Linked DNA regions of Homo sapiens: all the other regions are linked to region 2. A link is a loop called in an ENCODE intact Hi-C map of the cell type or tissue named here. Cell type or tissue: IMR-90. All regions are shown on one strand.

What was found. Hi-C counts contacts between places; a loop is a spot of excess contacts. Peaks named below come from ENCODE experiments on the same cell type or tissue, not always from the same donor. Only the 100,000 strongest peaks of a DNase experiment are listed, where the experiment ranks them.
Region 1: a loop joins it to region 2, with 9 times the contacts of the local background. A loop is called at or near these places in 14 of 110 quality-filtered maps.
Region 3: it touches region 2 in a loop (4-fold over the local background); 5 of 110 quality-filtered maps call a loop at or near these places.
Region 4: a loop joins it to region 2, with 4 times the contacts of the local background. A loop is called at or near these places in 11 of 110 quality-filtered maps.
Region 5: it touches region 2 in a loop (9-fold over the local background); 21 of 110 quality-filtered maps call a loop at or near these places.

Annotation. Positions count from the first base shown.
Region 1 is chr7:117,310,287-117,315,286 of GRCh38, reverse strand. It overlaps WNT2 (Wnt family member 2), which reads left to right. Exons shown (of 5, transcript NM_003391.3): 3 at 1-216. All of the region lies in intron 1 of LOC105375467 (a long non-coding RNA gene), which reads right to left. Among named protein-coding and RNA genes, the nearest start is that of WNT2, 10 kb to the left of the region's middle. In IMR-90, a CTCF peak has its summit at 2,498; no DNase peak of the experiment used is centred here; H3K27ac peaks cover 539 bases.
Region 2 is chr7:117,383,250-117,388,249 of GRCh38, reverse strand. It overlaps ASZ1 (ankyrin repeat, SAM and basic leucine zipper domain containing 1), which reads left to right. Exons shown (of 13, transcript NM_130768.3): 5 at 2,441-2,552; 6 at 3,390-3,524. Among named protein-coding and RNA genes, the nearest start is that of ASZ1, 42 kb to the left of the region's middle. In IMR-90, a CTCF peak has its summit at 2,230 (motif pointing right); a DNase peak (open chromatin) is centred at 1,739; H3K27ac peaks cover 424 bases.
Region 3 is chr7:117,125,543-117,130,542 of GRCh38, reverse strand. It overlaps ST7 (suppression of tumorigenicity 7), which reads right to left. Exons shown (of 16, transcript NM_001369598.1): 4 at 696-750; 5 at 1-52. The region is part of intron 2 of ST7-AS2 (ST7 antisense RNA 2); the gene reads left to right. Among named protein-coding and RNA genes, the nearest start is that of ST7-AS2, 18 kb to the left of the region's middle. In IMR-90, a CTCF peak has its summit at 2,770 (motif pointing right); a DNase peak (open chromatin) is centred at 2,782.
Region 4 is chr7:116,982,931-116,987,930 of GRCh38, reverse strand. All of the region lies in intron 1 of ST7 (suppression of tumorigenicity 7), which reads right to left. Among named protein-coding and RNA genes, the nearest start is that of ST7-AS1, 31 kb to the right of the region's middle. In IMR-90, a CTCF peak has its summit at 2,918 (motif pointing left); no DNase peak of the experiment used is centred here.
Region 5 is chr7:116,928,377-116,933,376 of GRCh38, reverse strand. No RefSeq gene overlaps it. Among named protein-coding and RNA genes, the nearest start is that of ST7, 23 kb to the left of the region's middle. RefSeq lists a silencer at 4,188-4,482. In IMR-90, a CTCF peak has its summit at 2,770 (motif pointing left); a DNase peak (open chromatin) is centred at 2,736.

The DNA.
Region 1 (5,000 bases), 73 kb after region 2:
AGGGCCTGTAGCCAAGGAGAAGTAAAATCCTGTTCCTGTGATCCAAAGAAGATGGGAAGCGCCAAGGACAGCAAAGGCATTTTTGATTGGGGTGGCTGCAGTGATAACATTGACTATGGGATCAAATTTGCCCGCGCATTTGTGGATGCAAAGGAAAGGAAAGGAAAGGATGCCAGAGCCCTGATGAATCTTCACAACAACAGAGCTGGCAGGAAGGTATGGAAATGCAACGGTGCTCATTTTGTAGGCTGCATGGCTTTATAAACCACTTAGGCAGAGCTTATCTTAAACTTCCCTAGAATTGATAAAATGCTGTGTAGTCACAACTTCCTACTGTCCCCCAGCCATTAGCTGTTTGTTCGGAAGAATACCAACAACTAGGTTGAAATATTCCCACCCACACTCCACCTTCCTTCCTATAGCTAGTTGAAGGAGTCCACCCATTGTGTTTGGCATTGTGTTGATTCAAGTCTTTTATGGTCTCTCTGGACACTGTCATTTAAGCAGAAGATATGAACTGTGGGTTAGGATAGTGCTTCATCCCACATAGCAATGTTACACTGAATGCTTATATCTAAGGGATATAAAGATTAGACCCAGAGCATCTTTTCTTACATGTATCATGAAAACAACTCATCAAGCATGGTTTGTTGGCTTCTTCTAGATTTAGGGATGCCCTCTTTGGGAACCTGACCCAAGTCTCACTCATAAAAGCCCCACCTTGTTGTTTCTGGTGCTGGATAAGTAAGTGGACCAGGAGAAGACATGATCCTCAGAGGGTATTCTGGCCCCTTCTCCTCTAGACCTGACTAACTTCCTGGGCTCCAGTCAGTGTACACCCTTTAACCATCATTTGTTAAATGAGGAAACTGAAGCCCTCAAGGTACTCAAGGTCACAAGGAAGTTAGTAGAAAGGACTAGAAAGTTAGGTTTCAACACGTAGTCCAGGGGTGCTTTACCCTAGGATTAAACCATTTCAATGCCAATGTTCAGACCCACTGATGACCCATGTCTTTTGGTATGGTGGTATGACCAGAATAACTAGAGAATTTAATGCTGTACTTGATGCTTTTGTGTGGAAAGCATTAACTGGCTGGGTGAATCAAATATTTGTTCAGAACTATTCTAGAATAATCTAATTGCCAATAGGAAGAGGTAACGATAATTTGTCTTTTATCAACACAACATAAAAATGTGTTTGATATTAATATATAAAGAAAGATAAGCATAAAATTGAAAGGTCCCTGGGGGGGCTTTAATAGGAAAAATAATAGAAAAGAATGGATGAAAACCCCTTTACTAGGCTCCTGGAGAGAACAAATCTCATTTAAAGGAAGTTAGAAGGAAAGAACTCTTGCTTAGCACATGGTATAACATGAGTGTGACCTGAACTGTTTACAAATAGTACCTTTCTTGAACTTTAAAAATCAACATTCCTAATTTTCATGAATTTATGAACTTACAGTCACTACTGCCAAGAAAATAGACTATGGTTGTGCAATCCTACAACTATTGGTAATTACTGTTTGTGCAATGATTTGGATAAAAAAATTTACACTGACCTTTGTCCTAACATTGATAGTACATGTATAAGTTATAAAGTGTGGTGACTTTGATAGGAGTGTGCTGCTTAATTGTTCAAACAGGGTATATAGTTAGATTTCTCTATTTGGAAAGATAAAAGATATTGTATCCAAAAGAACATTGACTTATCAAAATAAATGTTAATTTCACTAAATAGGTCATTAGATATTGAATGTTTCAACTCTTCAAGACAATAGATCATAGCTATTATATTTTAGGCCCTGAATAAACACAACTTTTAATGTAAATCACATGATTCTTCACCGTGTAGAGGTGAACAGCTGTCAGGCCTCAGATATTCTCCTGCCTGCTCTGCAAAACTTAGGAGGCTACTTTTGATTGGAATAAAAGTGCACACACTGACTTTTTAAAATGTGGCTTTAATTAATGGTGGGTGGGCAGACTTTTTCAAGGAGATGCATGATGTCAGTGAATATGAACTTTAATGAGAGTAAATGTATTGAGATAAACATGCGTCTCTAATTCTCTTCTTGCGGTCATTAGACCCCCAGTCTCTACTCCCCCTTTGTACTAGCAGAAGGTCTGTGGAATCAAAATGAGAACAGCCTGGGCTTGTTTGAAGGCAGGCCTCCTGAGCTAAGCCTCCAACTGGCTTGGCTCTAAGGCTCTAGAAAGCCCCCACCTCCCAGGGCTGACGGTAACATCAGTCCACTTTTTTTCTTCTTCTTTGTGCTTTTCAGCATTTTCCAAATTGGCCAATATGAACATCTACTTTTTAAACTGGGAGGGGTAGGGGAGAGCAATATATTTCATTTTTTTAAAAACCATCTATTCTAAGATTGCTCTGTTTAGCTAATGTTAAAAGTCAGAATTCATCACTGCCATTCATAACGGGCCTTAATTTTTCCCCAATATTTGAACAATTTATTTATTATAGCAGTTGGTTAGAGCACCCTCATGTGTCTCTGTACTGTAATGTCATTTTAGATCCTCTGTGCTATATCATTTAATCATAGTTTCAGCAGAATTCATAATGATTTCTTTCTTTCATGTTTACTTAAATGCTCATCCTTGATTGAGTCTAGTTTTCCACCTCCAATTAGGACTATGAATAAGTACTAAAAAGATAAGCCTGTCTTGTTCAAAACAAATATTCTATCAGGAAGGAAATTCTATAGCATCCTTCAGCAGCTCTGTTTAGGTCTAAAGAAACCATGCTATAAAAACTTCCAAATTACATTTTAAGATAGTTTTAGGTAAATTACATGCAAAAGGTCAATATCTGCCATTTATTTCCTTTGATGAGCTTGCAAACAAGCACCTTTTAAATTTGTCCACTCTTCCAGCCTGGGCAACATGATGAAACCCTGTCTCTACAGAAAAATATAAAAAATTAGCCAGGTGTGGCAGTTCTACTACCACAGCTATTCAGCTACTATTCCCAGCTATACTCAAGAGGCTGAGGTGGGAGGATCATGTGAGCCAGGGAGGCTGAGGCTGCAGTGAGTCTTGATCACACCACAGCATTCCAGCCTGGGTGACAGCACGAGACCCTGTCTCAAAAAAAACAAAACAAACAAACAAACAAACAAAAAAGTTAGTTCACTCTTTCTTCTAAGATGAAATAATGAAATAATCACAACTTCTTTAAATGTTCCTAAGGGAATCTGTATGAAAATAACTCATGTTTCCAGTCTTACTGCCCTTCCATCACTCTGAAAGTTTCTATAAGAGTAGGAATTTCCATAAGAATAAGAGGAATTCCATGAAAATACTTTCCCTAAAAGGTGCCTCTAACTTAAAAATAGAAAAGAACATGGGACTTCAAATCAGATGCACCTTTGTTTTAATCTTACAATACCAGTGGCTTTGCTCATTGAATCTCGGTTTTTCTCATGTATGGAAGGGCATTTTGTGGTGCTACGGGAAGACAAGTGTAAGGCAGATAGCACAGAACCTGGCATGTAATAGATGCTTAATAAAAGTTCCTTTCCCTTTTGTGAAGTTAAGATTATTTGTAACTCAGGTAACAGAGCTAGGCAGAAGTCCATCCAGCTGGAATTATTATTTAGGATTCAATCTGATCACTCCATCTATCTATAGAGTCATCTTCTATTCAGTTAACATACTAATAAAACCAAGCATATAGTATTTTTTAATTGATAAAATACTGTCAAATGTTTTATAATTTGATATTTCCAAAACCCCTGTAGGAATAAAAAATAGTATTCATATTTCTACTTTTCAGATGAGCAACTGGGCCTGAGAGGGATGGAGAGACTAAAGCAGGGTCATAGAATCATGAAGTACTAGATCCTGGGAGTTCACATCCGCTCCTGTTCTCCCATGTGCCCTTGTCTACATTTCCATATTGCTTTTGTTGAGAATTTCTGAGAAAAGAAACAATATTTCTATATGTACGGGGGAAAAACCAGCAGCTACTACCTTTGGAAGGTAGTTTACTGATGATTTTTTTTCTTTGTGTGTGTCTTCACACATTTTCTAAAATGAATGTGTATCGGTTTTTAACGACAAGGAAAAGTGGTTTTAAGTGCTGAAAACCTAACTGCCAGTCATCGTGAGCACACCCAAACCAATTTAGCCTTCTTTTTGGAGGATTCGCAGAATTTCAACAAACAGCACTGCAACTTTCAGAGCTCTGTTCTTGTATTTTGGGACTAACTTTGGTTCAACAGTTATTTTATTAAGGAATTACTTTGGGAAAGGCATCAGTTTTGGTACTAAATCAATGTGGAAAAGAATAAAACAAAGCAGCCCCTGACCATAAGAAACTAAATTTTAGTCAAGGAGAAAAGAGTAATACAATTGCAAGGCAGGCAATGCTATGTGGTATAATAACATAATCAGCCACAGGGCCAGTTAGCTGAGGAGATAATGGTTGTATCATAAAAAGAACTGGGTGTTTGAGCTGGAGATAAAAGATTTCCCATGGTTGAGATATGGAAAGCACTTTCCAGGATGAAGGGACTTCAAGACAAAGACAGATATTGGAGCAGGAAGTGTATCATAAAGTTGAGGGATACAAGAACTCTAGGGTGGAGTTCAAGACTGAGATTTAATAGGAACTGAGGCTGAAAATTTGAAATTTGAGTCCCAGCCAGATCTGGAGAGCCCTTTTTTTTTTTTTTTTTTTTTTTTGAGACAGGGTCTCGCTTTGTTACCCAGGCTGGAGTGCGGTGGCACAATCTCGGCTCACTAGAGCCTGGACCTCCTGGGCTCAAGCAATCCTCCCACCTCAGTCTCAGTAGCCGGGACTACAGGCACTTGCCACCATGCCTGACTAATTTGGGGTGTTTCTTATTTGTTTGTTTGTTTTTTGGTAGAGATGAGGTTTCGCCATGTTGCCCAGGCTGGTCTTGAACTCCTGGGCTCAAGAATCTGCCCAACTTGTCCTCTCAAAGTGCTAGGATTACAGGCCTTGAGCCACGGCACCC
Region 2 (5,000 bases):
TTGATGTTGTTTTCATTAACTGTTTTGTAGAATTCACCAGTGGAGCCATCTGGCCTGCTGTTTTCTTTGTGGAAAATTTAATTTAATTTATAATTACTAATTAAGTTTTTAAAAAATAAGTCTAGGGCTATTCAGGTTATTTCTTTTTGAGTGAGCTGTGGTAGCTTGTGTATTTTGAGAAATTTATCCATTTCATCTAAACTGTCTAATTTATTGGCATAAATTTGTTCATAATACTTCCTCATACTTCTAAAATCTGGATAATCTGTACTGATGTTACTTCTCTTGTTCTTGATACTGGTAACTTGTTTCTTCTCTCTGTTTTGCTTAATCAGTCTAGCTAGAGGTTTGAAAATTTTACTGATCTTCTCTTAATAAGGATCTGTATAAGAATAAGGAGTTAGCAATATGAAGGTCTGGGGACAGGCAAGAGCACTTGCACAGTTCCTGCAAAGGGGAGATCTTGGCATTTTCAAAGACAATAAACTGTAAGTGGCCAAGAATGGAAGCATGGAGGAGAGCAGTTATGAGACTATGGCAATATAAATCAGAGAAAGATGATGTTGTCTTGGACCACTGCAGTGGCTAATGAGGTGATGAAAAGTGATCAGAAGCAGATTATGAAGGCAGGGCTAATAGGAGCTGCCGGTGACTTGTACTTGGAATGACAGAGAAGAGTCATGAATTATGCCTAGTCTTAAGCCTGAGTAATGTGGTTAATGGTGGCTTTATGAAATAGGGAAGACTGAGAGGAGCAGATTTGGGTTATTATGCAGGTAAGTGCAGTGGAGATGAGACATCAACAGTTCGGATTTAGATGTAATGAAGAATTTGAATTCGAATGGTTAATTCAAATAATTTGTTGTTGCCACGTATGTGTGTATGTGGGGGTTTTGGGTGGCGTTGTTGTTGTTGTTGTTGTTGTTGTTGTTGTTGTTGTTGAGACAGGGTCTCACTCTGGTTGCCTAGGCTGGAGTGCAGTGGCACAATCTCGGCTCACTGAAGCCTTGATCTCCCAGGCTCAGGTGATTCTCCCACCTCTGAAGTAGCTGGGATTACAGTTGTGCAGACCACATCCAGCTAATTTTTTTTTTTTTTTTTTTTTAAGTAGAGGTAGAGGCAGGGCTTTCCTCTGTTGCCCAGGCTGGTCTCGAACTCCTGGATTCAAGCAATCCACCTGCCTTAGCCCCCCAAGTGGTAAGATTACAGGCCTGAGCCACCACACCTGGCTAGTTGTATATATTTTTTTATGTTTGCTTAAGTTATCCAGGAAATTCAATCTTTACCTCATAAAGATTGTCTATCTAATGAAGCCACTATGTAAGGGATATTCAAGGTAGAGGAGGCAATCTTTTACAACTGATTTAGCATATAATTTCACATAAAACATTCAAATTATAATATACCATGAAATATAAGAAACAGATATATATGAATTGTGCTAACAAGGACATAGGTGTGAAGTGTTCAGATTTCAGGGTATAACCTTATGCTAACAAACCTTACAGAGAAATAGTCTATTGGTAGGTTGTATATGTAATGTGAATAACCAATAAAAACTTTCTTGGTAAGATCAAAACATGGAACTCTGAAATTATTTATTTTTCTTTTCCAAAGTTCTTTGTGTATAAATCAGATCTTGAGGACGACTCAGGAAAATTGGGCTCAGAGTCTCAGACCTCCTTTAAAACAGACCATGATGTTATGTTCAGCCCAAGTAGAGCTGATAAAATCTGGTGTCCTTGGAATAGGCCCAGAAGGTGACTAACTTCCAGGAGTAGAAGGATTGAATCTCTAATTTTGGGAAATGATAAACTACAGAGAAACCACTATCCTCTCCCAGAAAGTACTCTTAAGAGAATATTAAGCTGGTTAATCTATTGGACTTATCTCTTTTCTAATTATATATAGTAAGTCTCCCAGTCAGAATAAAATTCTTTCAGTCTCAGACTAAAGTAGAATCATAATAGAATACATTAAGGAATGAAGTTTTTAAATTTACATTTTTGTTTCAGCAATCCTCTAAATAAAATGTAATAAGCATTTAGTATTAGCAAATCCTTTGAGGGCAGGGACCTTATTTGTGTCATTCATTACTATATTCCTAGCATAAGCATAGTGTGGGTACACTGATAATTTTCTAGATGAATATGTATATTAGTGAACTTCATAGTAGAAAGCGTGGCTTATTTCATGTATTTTTAATACATTTATTCACTAGAGGGTGCTGTGTAAGCATTCAGCACTTTAAAAGTGTCATCTCTTTCACTTGTACTTACTTGCAGGAAGGTTGGATTTTTAAATCACCTGATTTAGCAAAAGCTTTCATTTCTTTTCGTTTTCAAAGCAGTACTGGTGGTATTGTGTATGGTTAAATTAATGAAAATGAGAGATTAATGGCAGCATTAACACAAATGTTTCCTTTCTTCCTCCTCCTTAGGAGACTTATGACCCCAATCATGTATGCTGCTCGAGATGGTCACACCCAGGTTGTTGCTCTCCTTGTTGCTCATGGAGCAGAAGTTAATACCCAGGATGAGAATGGTTACACTGTGAGAAACATTTTTACAATGTTTCTTTTTGTTTCTGTTATTATCAGTAATCTACAAAAAAAGAATTTTAAGAAGTAATAATTACAAAAGGGCTGGAATATAATTGCTATCTGGTGAAAAAAAGCAACAGTTGAAATAGAAGGGTATGGTGACTCACACCTGTAATCCCTGCACTTTGGGAGGCCGAGGCAGGCGGATCATTTGAGGTTAGGAATTTGAGACCAGCCTGGCCAACATGGTGAAACCCTGTCTCTACTAAAAATACAAAAAATTAGCCAGGCATGGTGGCACGTGCCTTTAATCCCAGCTACTCAGGAGGCTGAGGCAGGAGAATCGCTTGAACCCAAGAGGCAGAGGTTGTAGTGAGCCAAGATCGCACCACTGCACTTCAGCCTGGGCAACAAGAGCGAAACTCCATCTCAAAAAAAAAGAAAAGAAAAGAAATAGAAATGAGGAATTAACTGACTCTCGTAGTCCTTACTCTTGATTAAAAAAAAAAATTGTAACACACAGCAAAATCTGGGCTCTAAAATATACATAAGAATTATTTTTTGTAGAAAACCCTTCAGTGATTGGCAAATAAATCATTTTATTCCTTAACATCAGTTAATTGTATAAAACACTGGTTTTAAAAAATCAATGAGCTTTGCAGTCAGCTTTGCAATTACAACTTTGGAAATATGTTTACATTATATTGTAAAATGAAGAGATTGCATCATTCCATTAATTAACTATGTTCTCTTTTTTATTGTGTCATAAATACTGTTGAAAACTTTTCCTGTCTGTCTCATATACACTCCTTCTCTTTAAACAATCTTCTTTTCCCCCTACTTACAGGCTTTAACGTGGGCAGCACGTCAGGGTCATAAAAATATAGTTTTGAAGTTGCTTGAACTTGGAGCTAATAAAATGCTACAAACCAAAGATGGAAAGATGCCAAGTGAGATTGCAAAAAGAAACAAACATCATGAGGTATCCTTCTGTACATATTAAACTTATTTTCTGTGGCATATCACATTATCATTTGTAGAACTTTTGTATTATTCTGTTAGAATTAAAAGTGTAATTATAGTGTATCTGGCAATTATTAAATGTTTAAATATGTATCTTTCCTCCAGCCAGGTAATGAGAACTTTATTTTGCTAGAGTATTCATCTTCTATGAAACAAGAAGCACTTATAGTAATTTAAAAGCTCTATAAAAGAGTAATAAAATCTTATTCTGGCCCCAGGAATAAAATTGTAATATACTATTTAAACATTTTAAACTGGTCCAGAATTTTAAAAGTAATTTAGTGAAAGCTAGTAAAATGCCAGTTTGAACATGTAACTCAAACATTCTTTTGTAAGTTTAATTAATGTATTAAACAATTTAAAAATTAAATTCCTTAAACAACATTTGCTCTTATATGTGTGACAGGGCTTACGATAAAGTGATAATATACCTGGATGTATAATCTGTCATTCAGATGTTAAACTCAATAATAAATACTTGCCATACATTAAATTACTTTATCAATATAAACTTTTGGTCTGAAGATTAAAGCTTTAGCCACAAGTCTGTAACTTCTAAGCAAGGATCAAGTATAGTACAATTATAAAACTAAGTTGTTTAGTTCAAGAGTTTGTAACACTGAGTTCCCGAATTTGAAAGCACGTAAAATTCCAAAGATTCCGTCATGTAATCATCAAACCAAGCCACTTTTACTGCATATAAAGTAACTTCCTCTAACCTTTTAAGCAATCTGATAAACATGGCTATCATTTTCCAAATATTATTCTAATATTTTCAGAATTTTTATAGGATAAACAGTAATCACTACAGCCCTGTAGAATTTCAAAAAGGAATTTACCATTTTTCTTCCAAACTTTGAAAATTCAAAAACTTAAAATTATTTTATTACATTGTTAAATGTAGAGTAGATGACACCAAACTTGACATAAGAAGTTTATGAACATCAAAGGTTATTTTGAGTCATAAATCATTTATTGAAATGAGATTTGATCTTGTATTTTGGCTGAGTATGTGATATAACCTTGACTTCCTGAGAGGTTAGATTTTAAAACTCAGGAATTTCACCATATCTTTTTGAGGTGTTCAGTTAGGATTTGTATACATTTAGTCATGCTCATTACTCTCTTGCCACTTAGCAATGTTTTTAAAGTACTATCTTAATATTTAATCTGAGTCATTTATCCAAATGGAATTTTTAGTTTCGCTATGTATCTTACCAAAAATATTAATTACTATCTTCCTTTAATTTTTACTATTTTGAATTAGATGTACTTTTTTCTTTTCTGATTATTGTAGGTTAAGGAAGCACTTAGATATCCCAATTACCCTGATTTGTTTATTATACATTGTATATGTGTATCAAAATATCGCATGTACCCCCCAAAATATATACAACTGTGATATATCATTTTTTTAAAAGTTGTTATCAGGGTA
Region 3 (5,000 bases), 260 kb after region 2:
GAGATTCATGTCATAGTAAGTAAGAGGCTCTCGTCCTGTCACCCAAGTATACCTGCAAAGGAGAAATAAGATGATTAGACACTTTTGAGAGAGAAAAGCAAGACCTATAAAATATTAAGCTGCAGAGGCGTTGAAATATAGACCATTAACTGAATACTAAAATAGCTTTGCTAATGAATAAAAAAAATTTTTAAAAATCATCTTATTCTCCCTTCAGGAATTATATCAGTCAAAAGAAATAAACATTTTCTCCTGTGTTTTTGTCTTAAAATTTACTAGCCCTTGCTAATGAAAACCTTCCCTAATTCATATTATGAATAGACACTTTCCTAAAGCTATGAAAATTCTAATTTGCCTAATTACTTTGCTAAACTAAATTCCAACATAACTTCTGCGACATCTCTATAACCATATTCCAGGTAAGCTTCAAAATGTTTTCAATGTATAGTATATATTGAAAAGAATAACTGTTAATACAAAAACTCTAAAAACTACACATTTTTGTACATTATCCCAAATCTAGTGCTAAAATATTTATAAAACAGAAAAATCAAAACATTTGAAGATAGTATTAAAAAATGGACGCACTACATAGACTGTTACAATGACCCCTAAATGAACCAGCAAAAACATTTGCTGCTGTCTTTGCTCTCTGAACCAGACCCATTTGTTTCCCAAGCTGTCAAAATGCTTACCGATTGTATTCAGCACCCCTAAATAAATTTAGTGGATTTCGCCATACTTTGCATTCTGCAACAAAGAGAAATATGAAAATGTTACGCGTAAGTTCAGTGACACTACAAGCTAATTAATTCAGCAAAACACCCTTCCTGCCATTTGATAAGATAATTCTATTCACTACCCTTTACATGGGAAGCAATGTGGAAAAACTCTGGGTGGTTAATCACAAAATGTGGCTCAGGCTCCGGGACTTTGGAAAGTTTTGCCTAATCTCTCTGGGCCTGAGTTTCCTCACTTGCCAAATCAAGATGCATGCCAAAATCAGCTAGTTCATAACTCCTAAAATTATTTCAAGAGGTCCAAACTGATTCTATGAATTTACTTCTAAAACCTTATAGATAAAAGTATAGGCAGAAGTAAAACTATTTTCTGTCAGTCTAAAACATACCTCATAATAACGTTGTACATGACAAGACAAACTATAGAGTATAATATGCAAACAGCCTTATAGTCTTAATTTGGGTTCATGCTAACAGTGATTTTATGATAATTTACCAGTTTGCTTTTGCCTTACAGGAAAGGAATAAGAAAATTAATAAGATTACCATATTGTAGGAAGAAATGCAATTAAAAGAAATTGTCTCAAAGCATTTTAATATCATTTACTTGCACAGATACATATACTAATCATCATACTAATATCATCATGTTAGCACATCCTAATAGGTCATACCTCTTTATTATACCAGGACCACAGAAATTTAGAACAAAAGGACTTTAACTTAGAAAAGCCAAGCATTAACTTTAAGACTGTGTTATAATGGTAAGCATATGACTAATAAACTACAATTCTTTTAAAACAGTCTATGATTAAGACTTTCTACTGATTCAGAATACTAGATTTTGGATGAATAAGATTTTATTATAAAAAAATCAGTTAATAGTATTCAAAACATCTATGTGCGTGTGCAACCAGCAAAAACCACATCCAACAACATATGTACAAAAAAGTGAGCAATTATTGCAGAAATCCAAAGGACATTGAAGGCCACGTGGTGATTCATTAGGATCCTACCCTCAGTCCTGTACATTCAACATCCATCCATCCACTGAGCATTAATTTGAGCACCCACTGGAGGAAATAAGTAAACCATCAATTTCAACACAGTGTGATAATGGAGAACACAAAGCACTCTGGGAACATGTGTGTAATCTCAACAAATATTTGTTAAAATAGTAAAGGATATACACATAACAGGAATACGTGTTTTCATTTAAAGAAGATGTACTTATTTCTAAATTAGGGCAGGATCCCACTTAAAATTTACACAATATTTATAAATAATGGCCCTAAATTTTTTGTCACTTAGCTTAACTTGCCATTTAGAAAATGATCTTTGTCCACTTAATTTAGCATCTCTGAATTTTGTTCTTGTGAAACTGAGATTTGATGGCTGTCACTTCATATGGCATTAACTACAAAATTATGCTTCCTGTAATTATTTTTTCTCCCCTTAGAGGAATCACTAACACCTTGACTCCAGATCATGGCTTGAAACACACTGGTGAGCTCAATAACCATAATCCCTGCTCTTATGGCTATTATAACTACCTGGACCTCACCACTGCCAACCCCTGCTCAGAGAATCTCTTTTAAGATTCAAAGTGCTCTTCTTAAAGCTTCATGAATATTGCAAGATCTGTATCTAGCACAAAATAAACATGAATATAGATTTATGGATAAGGATCCTCGTGGTAGAATTATTTACTATAAAACAAGGACATTTGGGGAGATGCTTCTCCTCCACAGAATCTCATCTGAAATATTAGTAAAAAGGCTAGGGCAAATATTTTGTCTCCAACAAATACATCATCATACTACCTGGAAGGATAAACACTGTTTAAACATCAATTGACAAATCACAAAGAAAACTGTTTTCAATTAAAATTTCGACTCTATTATATATCAGATGCAATTGAAATTATTTCTAAACAAAAAATAACTCCAAAGATAAATCATGTATATACCTAAAGTATTCACTGAGCAGTATCTAAAGATGCTCTTTATTTAAGAAGTGTCACAATACAGCCAGCAGGGGGTGCAGCAAACATTGTGAAATATTGCTTTTATGACTTCCATTAGAGAACTGAGCTTAAAAAGAAATCTGTGTTAACATTGGTGTCATATATGTGTGCTGCATTCAGTTTAACTATCCCTAAAACTTAGAAAAAAGGATCTAAGTAATTGTAACAGATGTAAACTGTTCTAAGTGAGAATAAAACATGTAATGAAGAAGTATCTAAGAAATGTCTTCATTAGTTATGCCCTTTAAATTGAAGGTGCAAGACAGGTATATTTTTATTTTAAGAAACAAGCAACCTAGAGGTCACACATGAGCACATGTCAAAGTTGTGCTTTAAAATTAGGCCACAGCTATGTTAATTTCTTCTTTGTCCCTCTGTTCCATAATCTTATCTTGTCTGCAAAAACTCAATCTAGAATCACTCTAGGTAACATACCTCATAAATATCAGGCTATGTGATGGTTTAGTGATAGAGACAAAGGATGTAAATGCCAAGCATATTAGAATATGAAGATTTAAGTCAGGAAGTACTTAGATCTCTAGAGGGTAAGAGTTTCTTATGTGTTCCTTTAAGGAATAAATTCCTTATTTCAAATCAGATTTAAAATTTTACCTCCAAAAAGGAATTTTCCATTCTCCATTAACATCAACAATTTTAATGCCCTCAAGATGCACTAGAAGTTGATTGGGACTTCATCATGAACTTGCTAATATCAATAATAATATAGTTAAAAATATACCCTTGATACAACAAACATGCTCTCTATAGTTCCATATGCAGCAATTCACAGTGCAGTCTCTACTCACAAGTGCTGACAGAAATGTTCCATCCTTAGCACACATGCAAGAATGAAATTCAAGAAAAAGGGCAGCAGCAAATATTGAATAGCACTTGCTTAGTTCCCAAAGTCTGCGGAAGAGATTCCCTACTTTGTCATAATGAGATCATTACAAGCTTCTTTGTGAGAGACAAAGAACCTAAAGAATAATGTTTACTATCTACAGCTAAGTACTTCTAAAAGCAAGCTCTAATCCTTTTTTTTCAGCCCTCCCTCTCACTATTCCCTACTAAAACCTTCCATCACAATCATACTTATTTATTTCATGTCTTTTCATACTCTTCTACTCTTCTGCAATGCCCACCCCATCACTCATAAGACTGTGTGGTTTAAACATGTATTGAGTGGGTAATTATGCATTAATCTCTCAATTAGGCCATGGGTTACAAAAAAAGATAATAGCTTATGTCTTAGAGGAACATTTAGCCTTGGCAGAAAAGTGAAAAGGGTATTGAACTAACTGGCACCCACCTGAAGAAGCTCTACAGAGGGAATAAATATTCTGAGAGAACCACAGACTTTTCCCTTTGTCACAATACTCAAGAGAAGAGAACTCAATTCTCATAAAACAAACAAAAAAAAGGCTCTATAGTCACAGAGCTTTTAATCACACAGAAAGAAAATATTATTCTACACCCAATTTAACTCTGAAAACTTTTTTCTAAAATTAAAAAAAAGATAGAAAATCCCTAGTCATGGGGACTTCAAAAATTATAAATTGCTAATTCAAGGCCCAGAAGGGTTTCTTATACTAAAAAGTTACCACATCTTCCCAGAATCTAAAGTATGGATAAGCATGACAATGTTATTACAAACAGTAGTAGCAGCAACTTTTGTTGTTGCTATGAGCTTGATTTTCATGGATCCTTTCTGTAAAGGGGCTTAAAGCTCGATTTATCTACATTCCTTACATACATTAGTTAGGGGTATATATTACACCCTTTTTACATAAGTAAAAAGTACAGAAAAGCTAATTTCCCTAAGGTCTATGGTAAATGAGATTAAGGCCTGGTGTCCAGACTGCCCGACTCTTATCCATTACATGCAACAAACCTGTTAAACCCTGCAACATCATATTTTGGAAATATTGTGAATCCATCAGTTAGATTTTTCACTAAAGAAACAATTTTTAAAAACTCCCCTGGAAAAACATTAGGAACTTTTTAACACTTTTAAACACTTTAGTTTCAAAGTACAACAGAAAAGGGTGCTAGCTAAAGTTTCATTGGCTTGTATTATAAAATTAACCCCAAGCCAGTCAATTTCTGACAAGTGATTGTGCATATGTTTATTAGCTTTGATATCTCAGAAATGAATACCCAATTCTCTACATTATTCAGATCAATTTAAAGCAATCATTATTAGTAAAAATATCCATATTCTTAAATAATTAAGC
Region 4 (5,000 bases), 400 kb after region 2:
ACATGGCAAAACCCTGTCTCTACCAAAAACACAAAAATTAGTAGTCGGGCATGGTGGTAGGCGTCTGTAATCCCAGCTACTCGGGAGGCTGAGGCAGGAGAATTGCTTGAACCTGGAAGGCCAAGGTTGCAGTGAGCCGAGATTGCCCCATTGCACTCCAGCCTGGGGAACAGAGTGAGACTCCGTGTCAAAAGAAGAAAAAAGGTTTATTCACAGTGGGTGATTTCTGGTACCAAAGAGAGACTGATGCCAGACGTGAACAAGAGAAGCCCCTGATAATAGGTTTCTTTCCTTTGAGGTATCTAAGCCAATAAAAAGGTCAGAAATTACTCTGAAGAAATGTGGCCAATATAAGTGAAGGGACTGGTGCCAAGAGCAATCTCATGGAAAATCAGTATGTCTGAAGTTCAGGGTGTGATGCAGAGTCAGGAACCAAATCAGAGGCCAATTTTTAGTGACAAGAATCTGGGACTAGGCAAAGAACGTCAAAAGAGGAGCAGTTTTCTTGCTGCAGCCTTGAACAGCCAAGCCAGTGATGCCACAGCAGGCCCAAAGGCCCAGGACGTTGCATAATAGGATGTGCACACCCAGTAAGTCTACTCCTGTGCCTCAAACATATACCAGTTCATGGGGACTCACCCAGAACCCAGTTAGATACTTAAAGATGAAAAATACCCAGCCCATTTTGATGGCTCTATGTGACATGCCAGTACTCATTTACTGCTTATAGCTCTTCTTTGGGGTGACTGAGAATAATGAAGAAGAGAGAGTCTTCAAATAATACATCTTCTTACTTTGTCTGCCAGAAGAAAAGCCATAGGATCAGAATCTATATAAATTCCTGAGCAATGTCTAATGTCCTGCTGAAAAAGCTGGACTGAAGGATTGGTAGCACAAAGGTTGGAGATTAAGAATGTGGATAGGCAGACTATGTGAAAGGGCTCAGAGAATTTGAACACACACATGAATTCTCACTTAAAGGCCCAGCAGCAGAAGTTCTTAATCATCCTTCTCAGTCTCCTTTGCCGGTTCTTCTTCCTCCCATCCTCTTTGGGTTGGAAAGCCCCACCATGCAATTTAAGGACTCTCATGTATACTCACTTCTTTAGTAACCATATCTAATCCCATGACTTTAAATACCACCTATCTGAAATCTCTCTCTCTCTACCTCCAGACTCACATATCCAACTACCTACCCAATATCTCAATTTGAATATTTGAATCTCTTCCACTGACATCCAAAACTAGTCTTTCCGCCAAAACCTGCTCCTCTTTTCCCTCACACTAGCCTTCCCCATTTCATCTGATGTCAACTGGGATTGGTACTTATGCTGTCTGCAAAGAATATGGTATTTATCAGTGATTTTTTTAAATAATAAAAGAAAAAAACTGAAGCAGCTGGAATCCATTTATTCTTACAGTGGCATTCTCAGAAAATGATTTATTATTTCCTACTACCTAAATCCCTGAAAATGCTCTTGATTTTGTCCTTTCTGAAACTGAATTTTTCAGCTTTTTATTAGATTCTGAAAATTTTTCACTTTTCCTTAAAATAGAGTCAGTTTCTGTTGCTTACAAATAAAACCCCTTATCCTACATGACCACCACCTCTCAACTCATTGACTCTGCTTCAGTACCCCTCAACTCTCAATTCACCACCAGTCCCATCTCCTCCCCTCCTTTCCACTTACAGTTAGAATGAAACAGCAGAATCATCCCACTTTCAACTAAAATAGACTCTACTCACACAACCCAGAATGCTCTTAGTGTTGAGAAATTCTGAAAATTAAAATTATCACGCTGGGCGTGGTGGCTCACATCTGTAGTCCCAGCACTTTGGGAGGCCAAGGTGGGTAGATCACTGGAGGTCAGGAGTTTGAGACCAGCCTGGCCAACATGGCAAAACCTCATCTGTACTAAAAATACAAATATTAGCCAGGCATGGTGGTGCATGCCTGTAATCCCAGCTACTTGCGAGGCTGCGACATAAGAGTCGCTTGAACCTGGGAGGCGGAGGTTGCAATGAGCCAAGATCATGCTACTACACTCCAGCCTCAGCAACAGAGCGAGACTCTGTCTCAAAATGAAATAAAGTAAAATAAAATAAATCACCAAAGTATTTATTTCCAAACTGGCTATGTCAGCTATTTGTGGAAAGCACAGAGTAGCAAATCTCTAGCAGGGATTTCCTCACAGCTCATCTAAAATAGTTGCATAACACAAATTCTGATCACCTTTTCCTCTGATCCCACACAATCTCTATTATACCAGCTAACCTCAGTCAAACACAATTAATTATTCCTAACTTCATGAAAGAAGGGACTATGTCTCATCTCTGTAGCCCCATGTGAGGCACGTTGAATTTGCTTGTTGAATTTGTTCAGAAAGTAAAACAAAAATTGCTTTATATTTTTTGATGTCACCATACTTCAAATGATGCATACTCTGAGTTGTATGTGATGTTGACTATCCACTACTAGTACATTTGAGTGTGAAATGTCTGCTAAGCTTTTCTGTTCATATTGAAAAATCAAGAGGAAATTATGTGGGCCTACAGGTTGCTTAATTATCTTGATACTTCTAACAAATTCATGAACTAGCCTAGGTCCAATTTCGCACACATTTCAAAAATACGAATACCATATTACCCACATTAATTCTTCCCATCTCATCATTTTTTTAGTAAATATCTTATACTTAGGACTTGGGAATGCTATGGGTAAACAAAGTGATCCAAACTTTTAAATTTTCATCAAATCCTACCCTAAATTTTACCCTTAAAAACATCTCATCAACAAGGTGAACATGAGTATCAATACCACTATACAATTCTCAAAGGTCAACAAGATGTGTTTTACCCCAAATTATGTAACTTTATATAGGAGAGCCTCACAAATATATGGACAAGCACCATCTAGTGGTAGAAAGAATTACTCTGGATAAACAGTTACCATTGATGGTACAGCTAAATTACCTGCCAAAATCCAAATCATGGGCAGTTCTTATACAGGACCCAATTTTTTTAACAAATTTAATAATCACGTCATGACTAAATCAAGGGTAATGCCAGTTTTAGGGTAAATATTAAGTCTGAATGGTCATGAGAACAGTCCAGATTGAGCTGTTTTAACATCCTTGCATGAATCTTAAACCCATAGTAGAGGAAAGCAAATGCCTATATTGAGCACTGACTCTGCACATGTGTTGGGCATATTTACATATGTTGTATCTCATTTAACCCTCACAGGAACAGGGTAAGAAAGTTATTAAAATCCCCACTGTACAAATGAGAAAACTGACCCTCACGTATTAAATAATGTATCCTAAGTCATACAGACATTAAGTGATAGAGTCATCTCCTCATCTACCCCACCCCCTGCCATCTATTACTGGGTCCTTGGGAAAAAATTAAGTAATACAATAGAAGAAGTGCACAGAAACTCACTGAGCACTTAGTTTAGGGCACACGTAACCGACCCCAACATGGAAAAGAGAGATGCGCTATTGTATAACAGATAATCCCACAGACTTTAGGATTAACCAGACTGCTGCCATCTTAAAAGAAAACAGAGCCTGTATTAGTCTATTTTCTGTTGCTCATAATAGAATACCTGAAACTAGGTAATTTATAAAGAAAAGGAATTTATTTCTTGCAGTTATGGAGGCTGAGAAGTCTCAGATTGACAGGCCAGATCTGGGGATGTTTAAAGACTATCACAACAAGGGAGTCCTTTATAAATTATTCAGCCCAATTTCAAAAGTTTCTCTTCTTTCTCAGACAGATAGACACACACACACACACACACACACACACACAGCTGACATAAATACGTGCAAACTGGAGCTAGCATTCAAACTGCTGCTTTCCAATAGACATGCTCTTTGTGGCAAGGTTTGCAAGGTTTCTTCAAGGCCTTACATCTTCACATAATTTGATCGATATCACCTTAAGAACCAAAGGATGTGACAAATAGATGAGAGCTTAGCTTAATGAAAGAGGACATGACTTTGGAACCAAGAATGAGACCAAAAACTTTAAGTATGTAGTAACTGATTAATATATTATTTGGATTTTCTTAAAGGTAGCAAGAAAGAGAAAGGGGTGAGAGGAGAATCAATCATAAAGGTGGGCCCACCTCCTCTTTGTCTTCCCCTTCCTACATAGTTCTAAAGTCATAGGTGGGGCCAAGCGAGGTAGGTATCTATGCTTGGGTGAAGACAGACAGTGGGGGTTGGTAGCGGCACTGAGACTCAGCAAGGTGAGGACAGCATCGATGCATGCGGCAGCCCTGCTTAGGGTGTCATGGCCCAAGCAGAGAAAGGAGGGTATAAGAACAGGGGGCAGGCTGCATGTGGTGTCAGAGCCCAGTGTGTATAAGGAGGCATCCCCTAGGGGAAGGGGGATGGATGTAGAGGATATTGGGTGCTGGAGCCCAGACAACTGAGCAAGGCCTCTGAGGAGGATGCTCAGCATGTGGTTTCAAAACCCAAGCATGTGATATCAGAGCCAGAGTGAGGTGAGGGGGGATATTAAGAGATACTGGTTACATACAGATGGGTTAAGCAAATAAGTAAATATATTAAGGATAATGGGACCCACATTTCTGATTTTCAGGAAATGAACAAATATGAAAAGAAGGAAACAGAGAGATTAGATGAGGATCTGCGATATCAATATGAACTTATAATTTCAAGAGAGATAGATAAGAACTAGATATAAAAACAATATACGTGGCTGGGCGTGGTGGCTCACACCTGTAATCCCAGCACTTTGGGAGGCCAAGGTGGGCAGATCACCTGAGGTCAAGAGTTCAAGACCAGCTTGGCCAATATGATGAAACCACATCTCTACTCAAAATACAAAATTAGCCAGGCGTGGTGGCATATGCCTGTAATCCCAGCTACTTGGGAGGCTCAGGCAGGAGAATCGCTTGAACCTGGGAGGCGGAGGTTGCAGTGAGCTGAGACTGCACCATTGCACTCCAGCCTGGGCAACAAGA
Region 5 (5,000 bases), 450 kb after region 2:
CGAGTAGCTGGGATTACAGGCACGCCCCACCATGCCTAGCTAATTTTTTGTATTTTTAGTAGAGACAGGGTTTCACCATGTTGGCCAGGCTGGCCTCGAACTCCTGAGCTCAGGCAATCCACCCACCTCGGCCTCCCAAAGTGCTAGGATTACAGGCATGAGCCACCACGCCCGGCCAATTTTTGGAGCATCAGTTTCAAAGTTCATCTATAAAATGAGTAATAATACCTACTTCACAGAATTATAATGATAAAATGAGCTAACAAGTGCAAAACTTTAGAGTAGTGAATGGCATACTTTAATGCACTTTATTAGGTGTTATTCATCTTGTTATTTATTCAACCATGTAGTGATGTAAAAATCGTTCTTAGCTTTCCAGCTGTATGAAAACAGGCAATAGGCTGGATTTTGTTAAAAGAAAAGTCATTCATGACACTTGTTAAAGAAGGTAAGATAGACTTACCATTGGGATCAGTTGTAGGGGCCACTGCAATGGGGTTTTGCGGTGGGGGAGAGAGATTGAGCTCAACTTTGAACACAACAAAGACAAGTGGAAATTTTTAGCCAAGGAGCAGGATGCGGGTCAGATGGAAAAATTACTAAGAGGCAACATCAGAGGTAAAGGATTCTGGCTAAACCGACTTAGCAGGATTCTTGCTAAAACTGGACAATACAGAGATAAACATGGGAGCCCAAAGGTTGAGGCCTAGCTGAAAAAGAGCTCAGGCCGGGCGGAGTGGCTCACGCCTGTAATCCCAGCACTCTGGGGGGCCAATGCAGGTGGATCACCAAGTTTGAGACCAGTCCGGCCAACATGGTGAAACCCCATGTCTACTAAAATACAAAACTTAAGCTGGGCGTGGTGGCACATGCCTGTAATCCCAGCTGCTCGAGAGACTGAGGCAGGAGAATCGCTTGAACCCAGTAGGTGGAGGCTGCAGTGAGCCGAGATGGCGCCACTGCACTCATGCCTAAGCGACAGAGTAAGACTCTGTCTCAAATAGAAAAAAAAAAAAAAAGAAAGAAAGAAAAGAAAAAAGAAAGAGAGCTCAAAAAATTCTAACTAGAGAGTTCGGTCAAGGTGAGAATCTTTGCGAATTTGGCCCATGGGCCATACATAGATTGTTGACCCTAGTTTAAGCCACTGTTAGGTGCTGAAAGTGCAACTGAGTGCACAAGAGTAAGGGGGAAGGGGCAGGACCCTCCACATCAGCCAGCTGTCTTGTTTTATCTGCCATTCTTTCTACCTTTACCCTGAGAAGGCCATTTAGAGACCTCATTAGCAAGGATGTGAGGGGTTTTAAGCAGGAAAGGAAAACGACAAGACTTGCATTATAAAAAGATACTCTTAGGCCAGAGCGGTGGCTCAGGCCTGTAATCCCAGCACTTTGGGAGGCCAAGGTGGGTGGATCGCTTCAGGCCAGGAGTTTGAGACCAGCCTGGCCAATGTGACGAAACCTCCTCTATTTTGTAAAAATTAGCCTGGCGTGGTGGTGCATGGAGGTAATCCCAGCTACTCGGGAGGCTGAAGCAGGAGAATCGCTTGAACCCGTGAGGCGGAGGTTGCAGTGAGCCGAGATTGCACCACTGCACTCCAGCCTGGGCAACAGAGCGAGACTCTGCCTCAAAAAAAAAAAAAAAAAAAAAAAAAAAAAGAAAAGAAAAAGAAATAAAATAATTAAATAAAAATCAAAATCACTCCTCTGTAACTAGATAGGAAATGGATTGGAGGGAAATGAGAGTAGATGCCGAACAAATGAACAAAAAAGTTAGATTATTCCCACAGTCTAGGCAGTTTGTATTAGGGTGATAGCACTAGGAATAGAGAGAAGTGGACTTACTTGAGATGTATTTTGGAAGTAAAATGGACAGAACTCGCTGTCAATTGAATGTGGTTAGTGAAAGAAAGAAAGGAATTGAGAGAAATGCCAAGAGTTCTGGCTGATTCAGCCAAGCCCACCGCCGCCTCGGCCTTTGCAGAAGCTGGTTCCTTGTGGGGAATACTGTCCCCCGCGTTTTCTGACTCCTGCTTCCTTCTCATCTTGGTTTTCATGCCATCTCTTTACAGAGGACTTTACCCTATTTTCTTTATACCTTTATCCCTATCTGGCATTTTTTGCTGTTGTTGACTTATGTAGTGCCTCTCTCTCTCTCTCTAGTGACTAAGGCCCTTTTCACTGTCTAATTCACTGCTGTGTTTATCAAGTACCTAGAATAGTGTCTGCAACCAGGAAGAGTTGGAGGAAAGTTTGTTAAAAGACGAGTTGTGCTGAAAATAATTTAACAGTGGAGGTCTGAAACAGTTTTTTTGTGTGAAATCTGTGAACATTATTCAGGTCAAGAGATAGTGGATTATAGGGGCCATGAACTCTAATTGTATGAAGACTGCGTGTTGTGAGAGAAGACAGAGAGAAAAATGGCAATGTGCAGACACGAATGCACTTTTCTGAGAAAAGAGATCATAGCTCGCTTCACATTTGCAGATGAGTCCCTAACTTCAAAGACAGCCAAGAATCCTTGTGTTCTTGGCTTGAATATAGTCAAACTTTTCTACAAGTGTTAGCCGGTAATAAATACCCTAACTTATCACTATTTCCGCTTCCTAAAGTTTCTTTTCCAGACCAGCAGTGCCCTTCTGCTGAGTAATAGCCGAACCTTGAGCAGCGGAGATGCTCCAAGGGATGGGACACAGGATGTCCTGGACTCGTTTCTCCGCGCGGCATCTACCTATACTGCGATTAGCTTGAAATGGGAACAGTGCCACCTGCTGGCGCCTCTTGGAAACTGCAGTCTTGTCCATTCCTGTCGTTAATTTCGGAAACAGGATCTCATCCCACTCAAACACATGCTCAGAAACACAAACCATTTTCCCTTTTAAGCAGAATTTTTAAACACTAAGCGAGACACATAATGATAACATCTCTGAACACAAAAGATGCCAAACACAAAATTAAAAGATAAAAGGCAGGCCTGGTGCGACGGCTCACACCTGCAATCCCAGCACTTTGGGAGGCCAGGGAGGGAGGATTGCTTGAACCCAGGGGTTTGAGACCAGCCTGGGCAACATGGCGAGACCCTGTCTCTGTGAAAAATAAAAATAGCCGGGTGTGGTGGCGCGAGTCTGTAGTCCTAGCTACTCAGGAGGCTGAGGCAGGACGATCACTTGAACCCAGGAATTTGAGGCTGCAGTGAGCTATGATCGTGCCACTGCACTCCAGCCTGGCAACAAAGCGAGATTCCAGAGAGAGACAGAGCGCGAGCAGATGGAGAGAGAAAAAAAGTTTGCAACCATTTCTAAGGGGCTCTCCCATGAATATTCTTCTGTAGAATATTTAACATATTCTGTGGCCAGAATATATTAAATGTGTGGGGAGGAAAAATCTGTCAGTCTTTTCCTTTATGATTTCTGAGTTTTGTTGACTTTACAGGAAGGTTTTTCTGTAACTCATTATTAGTTCCAAAATGTTCACTATTTGGTTTGGCCAGATCTTCAAGCCCATATGATTTTTTTTTTTTTTTTTAAATATCAGACAGGATGAGGTGCAGAGTGAGCACCTAAGTTTTTTTTTTTTTTTTGAGACGGCGTCTCGCACTGTTGCCCGGGCTGGAGTGCAGTGGCGCAATCTCCGCTCACTGCAACCTCCCAGGTTCAAGCGATTCTCCTTGCCTCAGCCTCCCAAGTAGCTGGGATTACAGGTGCCTGCTGCCACGCCCGGCTAAGTTTTTTGTATTTTTAGTAGAGATGTGGTTTCACTATGCTGGCCAGGCCAGGCTGATCTCGAACTCCTGACCTCATGATCCGCCCGCCTCAGCCTCCCGAAGTACTGGGATTACAGGCATGAGCCACCGCTCCTGGCTGAGGATCTAAGTTTTAAGATTAGGTTAAGCTGCAGATGACAACAAACAAAATAGCAGAGGCTTAAACAAGATAGAAGTTTGTTTCTCAGGTAAAAAGCCAGGTACATGATTTGAGCTGGTATTGTGTTTCAAAGTGTGAGGGAGAGTGTTCAGTTCCATTTGTGCCTAGACCTGATGGCTCAAGACGGTGGCATCAGAGTTTCAAAGAGCAGGATGGAGGAAGAGAGAATAAAAGGGGAGTACACAGGTTCTGACCCTGAGGGCAAATCCCAGGAGTTGCCCTACAACGCTTTCATTTATCCCATTAGCCAGAACTTAGTCACATAACTAAAAATAAATATTGAAGGGGCAACCACCAATTTCCACCACAGATTACCGCCTTTGATTTATGTGAACACATCCTTCTAGTTACACACAGAGTAGTATATTTACCCCCCCCCCAAGGACCCATCCCTCACTACAGTCAGCTCCAAGTCCAAGATAGCAGGGTGAATACACAATTCTCATCACCAAAAACAAATGCATCTCATCGTCCAGCAAACTATAAATTAGAAGATGTTAAGTGCCCTAACACTCTTAATATACAACGTAGGAACAGAATAATTGCAATTCAGAAATGAAACAAGGTTTCCCTACTCTGGTAGTGGTTTTATGGCTTAGTTCATGAGGTAGCCCCTGATTCCGCTCTCTGAGGAAAACTCCTTGTGCGTCATTCCCAGGGAAGGTTCTTCATTGTCCATTATCTTTCCTGGCTATGACTGGGGCTGCACAGCTTTCAGAGTTCACTGTTGTTGATTAGGGTGGCCACACATAGCAGTTTGTCCAGAATAGTTCCTATTTACACCTGTTATTTCAATGTAATAATTAAGAGCTCTCCATTCTCTCAAAAATATTGCAGTTTGGCTAACACATTACATAATTGCTCTATTCCAAAATTCAATTCACAAGGAACTGCCAACAACCACATAAGCTTGGAAGAGGAATCCAAGCCTCAGATGAGATTGCAGCCTCAGACATCACCTTGATTTCAGCCTCGCGGAACCATGAACAGAGGACACAGCTGACATGTGCCTGAACCCATGAGAACTGTGAGATAATAAGGTTGCATTATTTTAAGACCTAACTTTGTGACCACTTGTTAT